Linked DNA regions of Homo sapiens: region 2 is linked to region 1. The links are chromatin contacts, found by Hi-C or POLR2A ChIA-PET in ENCODE. All regions are on one chromosome and are shown on one strand. Each heading gives the region's core, a stretch centred on a gene start or an enhancer-like site at or near the end of the contact. The rest is flanking DNA. Distances are from core to core; before and after follow the strand shown. Region 1 has its middle 28 kb from the start of ICOS. Region 2 overlaps ICOS (inducible T cell costimulator).

Region 1 (4,473 bases), core at 320-2,819:
TGAGCCAAGATCGGGCCACTGCATTCCAGCATGGGCGACAGAGTGAGACTCAGTCTCAAAAAAAAAAAAAAAAAGAAAAAGAAAAAAGAAATCTAAGGCTTAAAAAGTAGCACGTGGCAGAGGCTGGAATCCATTTATTTGACTCCCTATTTTTCCATCATATGCACGTGCTCTCCAATTGGCCCAACTGCTTAAGTGTTTTTATTTACTAATTTTGAAAAATCAGTGCTCTGCTCTGGGGATTCCATCAATCAGCAGCACTTCGGCCTATTTTAGCAAAACATTATCAGTTTTCCTTAAAAAACTGATAATGACCCTGATGTGCCTTTTCAGACACCAAAGGAAGAAAACAGTATCACCTTAGTGCAAATTACAAAATTGGTTAGGTTCCAGGTATGGGAAGCTCGGTCATTTATGTAAGGGATATAAGATAACACTTAATTATTCAGAATGTCTGATAGAGAAAACAGAGCATTTGATCTCCTTGAAGTTAGCCAGCTTAATTCCTTTTACACATAGTACAAATACTTGGTATCCACAGCATGGAAAAATGATTCAAAATGGAACTGCCTGTGGTTGAACACAGAACTTGTTCTGTTCATCGATACTCACTCCAGTCAATGAATGACAGAATCTTCTTCAATAAAAGAGCAGAACTGGGCACCACTTCTTGGAATTGTGCCACCTAAATGGATACAGGCAGAAGTGTGGCCCGGATGGAATATTCCAATGACTCCGGAGACCATGCACAGAAATGCGGTTATTTGTTCACTTGGGTTGCCAAAAAATTTTATAAAAAGTAACAGGATTATTACAATTTACTGAAATATGGAGAAATGTTTCATGAAACTAAACATCCTTGAATAAGGTGGGAGTGCGATATCTCATATTATTATGGATTACAAAGAAAAGAAACCAATTATTTCTACGGGTTTCCTCCTCTGAAATCCCAAGATTCCTTCACCTCAGAGCTTTCTACAGTTCCCAAAGAGGCCAGGAGAGGGTACTGCTGAATCATACTTAATTCCCCAAACCCACAGCTGTGCAAATGCTTTTGTTTCTTTTCTGAAAAAAAATAAAAATAAATCATGAACTGGCCCCATAGGCATGCGTGCAATGCAGTGTAAGGGACAAGGTTTTTTTTTAAATTTTTTAAACAGTTTTATGCACAGGCTTAGAGCAAACGTACTGAATTACCGTACTGCCAACAGTAGCAAGTAAGTCTCAGCAAGAAGAGATGGACAAATTGTCTGATGTGATGATGTCTGCCCCATGAATTGTTCTCTTGAGAGGATTTTGTGTTTGCATTGAAGGAGATGCCTGCCTGGAAAGCTGCATTTTTATTTTTATCGTGTGTGTGTGTGCGTGTGTGTGTGCGTGTGTGTGTGTGTGTGTGTGTATAGCTTTGCTTTAGAAGGAAGGAAGTGAGAGAGTTTCCATGCAGAGATTTGAAAAGGAAACTGATGTCCTTGGAGGATTGCAATAGCCTGCAGAGGGCAAGAAAGTCAGCTGAAATTCATATACATCGTCCTCATCTTGGTCCCATTCCCACTTCCTCTAACTGTAAACACACATCACAGTCATCCTACAAAGCCTACTGAACTAGCAATAGGTCCATGCCCCAGAGAGCAAGATGAGTAACTTTTAAATAAAATATGTATTCCCCTTTACAGGAAAGAAACAAAATGAAGTGGTAATGCCTGCTGAGAGCAAAGCATGACCCCAGCACCTGAAGAGAATGGACAGATGAGATGCAGGCATGTCCCAATTCACAGTGAACTTGGGTTCTAAACGTTCGTTGGCAGGCCTGTGTTTGGAATTGAGAGAATTATGAAGGCTGGGTACAGTCCTAGGACAGCCAAGCACATTCAGTCCATTGGCTGGACTATAACCCTGGCAGGGAAGCAGCCTGCTCTGAGCACCACCTTCATTCATAACCTTCATTTGCTCTCAAAGGAGTGCTTGAAAGTGGGGATTAGCCCCATTTCACAGATGAAGACTGGGATCTAGTCAGCTTGTGTGATGTCGGTGCAAAAGTAATTGTGGTTTTTGCAATTACTTTTGATGGCAATAATAACTTGCTCAAAGTCCAACAGCCAGAAAATGGTGGCGCTCGGCCAATTGATTTCAAATCTTGTGCCCTGTCACTTCACTCACTTATACTCATTGAGGGCTTTCAATGTATCAGGCACTGCTCCAAGTGTGTCACATGGATGATTTCATTACACCCACAATAGGAGTAACAGACAGGTACTCTTATTCCCATTTTACAAATGAGGAAGCGGAAGCACAGAGAGGTTTAGAAAGTTGTCCGTGCTAGGAAGTGATGATGCATGGTTTCAAAACCAGGTCATGGGGCTCCACCACTGTTGCTCTGAACCAAACCAACACCCAGGGATCCTTCCAGACCCTCCACAGGTGCTCAGGCATTGGCAGAGTTACAAATCTTCAGCCCAGAGGCCATAACTGCCAAATGGGAAAGGACAAAGGTTTGCCCTCCCTGTACTGGATATGAGATTGGGTAACACTTGCTTAGAGCCTACGATTTGCCAGGTTCCATGTTTAGTGCTTTATATATATGATATCATTTGGTTCTCACAGTAGTCCTGGGAGAAAGGAATAGTTGTCCTCTTAAGTAGAAAAACTTGTGCCAGAAAACTTACTTACCCTACTCAAGGACATACAGTTAATAAATAGCAGGGCAGGACCAAAATGTAACATCTGTTTAACTTGGAGATATTTCCACGAAATATTGTTAAAGGAGAAAAGCAAAATGCAAAAGTGTGCATACAATATACATATATAAAGAAATACGTTATTATCAGAAAAGTACAGAAGGATACATTTAAGGTTGTTAATCTGGGATATGGGAGAAGGTGGGATAAGGATGTAAAAAGTACATACATCACACATTTATGCATCTGCAAAAACTATGCACGTGTGTAAGTATATGTACATATAAAAAGTTATGAAATTTATGCAAAAGTTATAATAAATAGAAATGAATTAATTTTGACTAATTAATAGACATTTTATGAAATTCAATAGCCATTTCTAATAAAAGTTCTTAGTATACTTTATTGTTATGGGTGTGTCATTTAAATCCTGGATTATTAACAGAAATCAAAAGTAAGCATTACATTGAACATTAAAACTCTGGGCATGTTCACCTTAAAATCAGGAACAAGGCTAGGAATCCAACTATCATTCTCTGTTATTCAACATTACTCTAGAAGTTCTGGTTCATACAACACAAGAAAAGGAAGTATAAGGTGAAAACTTTAGAAAGGAAGACACAAAATTACGCATGCAGATAATAATGTTATTAAAAACATATCTATACACACACTTACATATATCAACACAGCACTGCCTTCATACCACATAGGACCAACCCTGGGTGTGTTAGTTAGGGATCCCTGGAGAAAAAAAACCAATAGGATATATGTAGATATACAAAAGGAGATTTATAATAGGAATTGGCTCACACAGTTATGAAGTCTGCAAAATCTCAGTATGCCATCTGTAAGCTGGACAACCAGGAGAGCTGATGGTATAGTACCAGTTCAAATCTGGAGGCCTGAGGACCAGGGGAACCAATGATATAAGTCCCAGTCTAAGTACAAAGGCCCAAGAACCAGGAGCACTGATGTCTAAGGGCAGAAGAACATAGATGCCCCAGCTCAGAGAGAGCAAATTTGCCTTTCCTTGTTCTCCTCAGGCCCTCAATGGATTGAATGACACCCATCTGCACTGGTGAGGGTGACCTTTCCTATTCAGTCTACCAACCCAAATGCTAATCTCTTCTAGAAACAACCTACAGAGACACCTAGAAATAATGTTTTACCAGCTATCTGGCCATCCCTTAACCCAGTCAAGTTGACACATAAAATTAACCAGTACACTTGGTTATCATTTTTAAATTGGCAAAAATTATTGGTACCGTTTTACCTTCCTTACAACCTACAACCTACTAGTTTCTACCTCCCCAAGTTTAGTGCTATTACATTCCTCCAAACACTAAAATTACCATATTCCTCTTTTTTCTACCCACAATCAAAGCTATTTTCCCCGTAGGTAGAGAAAAAATGACCCTCCCAAACTTTTGCACAAGAAAGTGTGAATAGCCGTTAAGATCCTCTTACTTTCCCAAATGTTTCTGTATATTTGTTTTTTTATTAATAAATTTTATTTTTAGAGCAGTTTTAGGTTCACAGTAAAATTGAGTGAAAAGTACAGACAGTTGCCAAATACCCCTGTCCCCACACATATACAACCTACCCTACTATCAAGATTCCCCACCAAAGTGGTACATTTGTTGCAATCAATGCACCTTTATTTGACACATCATTATCACTCAGAGTTCATGGTTTACATTAGGGTTCACTTGGTGTACATTCTATGGGTTGGGACAAATGTATAATGACATATCTCTACCACTGTAGTTTTATGCAGAATATTTTAACTGCCCTA
Region 2 (4,865 bases), core at 2,253-4,752, 42 kb before region 1:
AACAGAGAGATATGGGAAAAGTTGAAGTTTAGGAAAAACTTCATTTATTAGTAGGTATATCTTGGGGAGAAGGAATTGTCTACCTGTTGATCAAACTACTCTGACAAGAACCATGTGTACTTCTGATGAGTAAATAATCACTGATGTACATCAGTAAAGCAGATAAAAGGAAAGATAGAAATTGCTCACTTTGTAAAAGTACGAAGTAGTTTAAAAATGAATAATTGTATATATATTTTATATATGTATGTATATTACATATTATATATTAAAATATATGTATTATATGTATATGTATATTACAATATATAGAGACTATGTGTGTGTATATATACAAATAATTGTATACATATACATACATATATACACACATACATTATGTCCTCCTGCTAAAGAGTAAAAGAACAGACTAATCATTTTCAAATGACAGAAATGTATTTTCTCCAAACCTCATCCACTGAGAACTGAATCAAGGCCTGATAATAAAGATAAAGCCCCAGATTTTTGTTTACTTTTTCTCTCTCTTTCTTTTCTTTTCTTTTCTTTTCAGAGAAAAGGGTTTACTCTGTTCCCCAGGCTACAGTGCAGTGGCATGATCCTAGCTCGTTGTAGCCTCCACTTCCTTGACTCAAGGGTCCCTCCTGCCTCAGCCTCCCAAGAAGCTGGGAATACAGGCACACACCACCATATCTGGCTAACTTTGAAAAAGAAATTTTGTAGAGACAGGTCTTGCTATGTTGCCCAGGCTGGTCTTGAACTCCTGGCCTCAAGCAATCCTCCTGCCTCAGCCTCTTAAAGTGCTAGGATTACAGACGTGAACCACCATGCCCAGCCCCACTTTTTCATTTTCTGAAATAAATTTATGCTTATAGGAAGCCAAGGTTGTTTTTGCAAGCTACATGGGAATCACAGAAGGAAAAAACTGAAATCACCTTGGCCTGGTGGTTGCAGATTCTGAGTTATTAGACTATAAATTCAAACTGCTCATTGCCTTCTCTTTCTTTTTGTTTTATTTTCCTTTTTAATATGACAAATTTTCATGCTGAAATTGTTTGGGAAAATTATTAGTATGCTGGTTTTTTCCTAAGTTTTGAAATCTTGGTCTTTGTTTTTGAGAAAACTATGTAAGTGTAAAAAAATTTTAAGGAAAAAAATTACCTAGTTCTACAGTGAAATAGAAATACTATTTGTATATTTTTGCTCTTTATCTTGCAAAAACATACTTATTATTTATAGCAAACATGTTATTTTGTGTTCTGCTATTGTTATTTTATGTCATAAACATTTCATTTTTAGTCATCATAATTATCCTTTTTAATGACTATATTATTGGCCAAAATGTTAATCTATCATAATTTGTTAAAACTAAAATACTAACGTTGGATATTGGGATTATTTTCAGCATTTTGCTTTTATGTAAATATTATGACATTTGGTCAAAATGTTTAAAAGTTATAATACTATGTATTGCCATTTTGCTTTCTGAAATTTGTAACAGGATTAGCATTATGCAGGAGGGGCTATTTGTCACACCTCTACTTACACTAGTTGCCTTAATTTTATTTAAGATACACAATTACTTATTTTCTTAATGACCCTGGGCTTCAATTTATATTTTCCCTATATATCTTCAATTTGGGTGATTTGATTGTGAAAATAAGCACAAGTGTTCTAGTCTTCAGTTATAGCAGTCCCTATTATTCAAACTAATTCTCACGCCAAAACAACCAAAAATGTTGAACAAATGTCCAAAAATATTATTAAAAGCATTAAAGAATGACACAAAGGAGGAGAAATTACCAGGCTAAATTTGAAGAGAGAACCAGAACCCCGAGAGACAGGCAAAGCTTGGAAGCTGCTTTTACTCGGAAAGCATTGCTGTTCTTTCAAATTCAAACTTTTGTTTTTATGTCTCAACTCCCAGAATCTGCAGAGTGAGTGATCTAGCAGAAAACCCTCTCCCCAATAAATTGGGACCCCAAAGAGTTACATTCTTGGAGCACAGGTAAAGAAATAAACCAGACCTCATTCAGATTAGATGGTCCAGAAAAATCTTCTGGACTTCAATGGTTAGAAAACCTCAATCCTTGAATTTTCTTTAAGGAGATTTGCATTATTATTACCCTTCAGCTTTTGAAAGTAAAAATGCAAACTATTACAAGAAGAAAAGGTTTACATCCTAGGCCTCAAAAAATTTCATACAAATAATATTCACATTCAATGGCAAACACATCACAAAAATAATGAGACATACAAGAAAACAAGGGAACAACAGAAACAACAAACTACAAAAACAAACTCATGATTTATATACCTGAATTATCAGGTCCCCAAAATAAAGTAATTAAGCTTATTATGTTTAAGCAAATAAGAGAAAAACTTGTAATAATATCTGTAGTACACAGGAAAATTTAAGTCAACTAATTTGAAAAAGAACCTACAAGAATCGGCCAAAAAAATGCACTGAGATTTAAAACTCAATAGATAAGTTTAATATATATTAGACAGAGTTAAAGAGAAAATTGGTGAACCAGCAGATAGGTTGGAAAAATTAGTTAGAACCCAGTCACACTCCACAGATTCAAGAATCCCAACAATTCACAAGCATATTTTTTAAAAGTATGCACACCTAGATGTATCTTAGTGAAAATCCTAAAAGCAGCCAGAGAAAAGAGACTGATTACCTTCCAAGGAGCAACTATTAGACTGTTTCAACATCAACAATAAAAGCCCTGATACAGTGGAATTATAACATATACCTCCAATGTGCTAAAAGAAACATCTGTCAATATAGAGCACATTGTCTAGAAAGATAGTGAAGGTATATGTAATTTGAAACTTTTCTAAGTGAAGTATACATGTTTTGATTTCTTCCATAATTACTAAAAAATAGAAATAGTTAATATAATCTGAATTAGTATCACAAAATTCAGCCTAATGGTTTTGTCTAAAGAGGGAGAAAGAGTTGGAATCAGAAGGAAATAGGGGTGCTGACAGTCTTGTATTTCTTGACCTGTGGTGATTATGAGGGTAAGATAGTATGCTTTAGCATTATTCATTAAATTATACATTTTTTTCACTTTTCTATATGTATGTTTTGTTTTATAATAACAAGTATGTTTAAAAGCATACAGAAGGAAAATAATACTTGCTTCGTTTTAAAAACTGGAAGGAACAATATTATCCAGAGGCAAAGAAAAAAAAACTGTTGGCATGAGAACAGGTGCAGTCTACATTAGATTAAAACGTAGGGTATTTTGCTTGGGGCTTTATTTGTCTGACAGTAAAATATGTTGCCCCACTGTTGCTTTGATGCGTATGTCTCTACCGTCTGCTGCAGAAGATAAAATCAGTGGACGGGTTCTCAGTTCCTTTAGAAATGTTCACAAAAAATTTCCCAGAGACTTTAGAATGGCAGCAAGTAAACCACAATGATCTTGGAGCCAAAGCGTCTGTGGTCACCATGTATACACAGACATAGACGCATTGTCTTCTACTTCCGAAGATGATTTTCTCAGCAGATTTTTCCCCCATTGTGCCCGCACTGTGGCAAACACAAGAGGACATGAATGGTTGGCGGTGCAGTGTGGTGGAAGTGCATTGCAGTGGATCCCAAGGAAACCAGAGGCAAATTCTGGCTCTGCCACTAGCAAGGCTCTGTGGCTAGGGTACCCCTGTGGAATTCAGCCTCCTCATCCGTGAAATGAAGAAGTGAAACAAAAACATCTTAATGTTATTTCTAACACCTGCTTTCTCTGGATTCAGCATCAGAATATATCCAGATAAGACTGCAAACAACTGAGAGAGCTAATTCTTTGCTGTTGGGTAAGTCTTCCAAAGGGAAAACAATGTTCCTGTTAACCACTTTCTGTCTCAATATCATAATGGGCTATTCCAGAAAGTCAGAATAAATTAAAATAAAGGAGACTGTCTTTCTTGCCCACAAAAGTATTTAGGTAGGACCAGGAATGCCGTGCCTCAATTTTTCTTGAATGGCATGTTGAGAGTGTGTGCCACTGACATCAGCTGAAGATTTCAGAGTGTCATTTCTATTGGACACTCTTTTTTTTTTTTTTGAGATGGAGTCTTGTTCTGTCACCAGCAGGCTAGAGTGCAGTGGTGCAATCTCAGCTCACTGCAACCTCTGCCTCCTAGGTTCAAGCGATTCTGCTGCCTCAGCTTCCCAAGTAGCTGGGACTACAGTCACATGCCACCATGCTCAGCTAATTTTTGTATTTTTAGTAGAGACAGGGTTTCACCGTGTTGGCCAGGATGGTCTCCATCTCTTTACCTCACGATCCGCCCACCTTGGCCTCCCAAAGTGCTGGGATTATAAGCGTGAGCCACCGCACCTGGCCTGGACGCTCTTAATTACTCATTTTTTTATCTTTAACTTAAAAACTACCTGGATCGCCTATTTATTATGAAATGTAGTGATCAGAAGGCTGACTTAGGTTTCCACATATCCAGTGTTTAAACTTTCCATCTGGAAAACCGCTTGACAGCTCTAAGTCTGCAGTTCGAATGTTTTTAACTATAGCATTTAATTAATTATTTCATAACTATTTTGGCAGATATAGAACAGATATGCTTGCTATAGCTTGAATGTTTGTCCCCCTCTGACTGACACTCATATTGAAAATTAATCCCCAGTGTAATAGAATTGGGAGGTGGGGCCTTTAAGAGATGATTGGCAGAACCCCCATGAATAGCTTAATCCAATTCATGGGTTAATGGGTTAACAGATTAATAGGTTATCACAGGAGTGGGTTAATTATCATGAGAGTTAGTATGTTATAAACAGCCAGATTGGCTGTCTCTCAAGAACCTCCTCATCATGTAATCCTCTGTACTGCCTTGGGCCT

Evidence for each region. A loop is a pair of places that touch in the nucleus more often than their neighbours do. ChIA-PET counts read pairs that join two places held with the same protein, here RNA polymerase II (POLR2A). Pooled maps may share reads with other maps.
Region 2: a loop to region 1 is called in a pooled map, with 3 times the contacts of the local background. The contact joins two enhancer-like sites. A Hi-C loop is called at or near these places in 1 of 168 maps with a recorded cell type or tissue (naive thymus-derived CD4-positive, alpha-beta T cell), 1 of 37 single-sample maps with no recorded cell type and 4 of 50 pooled maps. POLR2A ChIA-PET finds 5 or more read pairs at or near these places in 7 of 52 experiments (CD4-positive, alpha-beta memory T cell, K562, OCI-LY7 and 4 more).

Annotation. Positions count from the first base shown.
Region 1 is chr2:203,906,392-203,910,864 of GRCh38, reverse strand. No RefSeq gene overlaps it. Among named protein-coding and RNA genes, the nearest start is that of ICOS, 28 kb to the left of the region's middle. Within about 2 kb of position 1,569, at least 10 of the 41 ENCODE cell types and tissues checked have a DNase peak (open chromatin) inside an H3K27ac peak, as active enhancers do.
Region 2 is chr2:203,950,273-203,955,137 of GRCh38, reverse strand. The region is part of intron 1 of ICOS (inducible T cell costimulator); the gene reads right to left. Among named protein-coding and RNA genes, the nearest start is that of ICOS, 16 kb to the right of the region's middle. Within about 2 kb of position 3,502, at least 2 of the 41 ENCODE cell types and tissues checked have a DNase peak (open chromatin) inside an H3K27ac peak, as active enhancers do.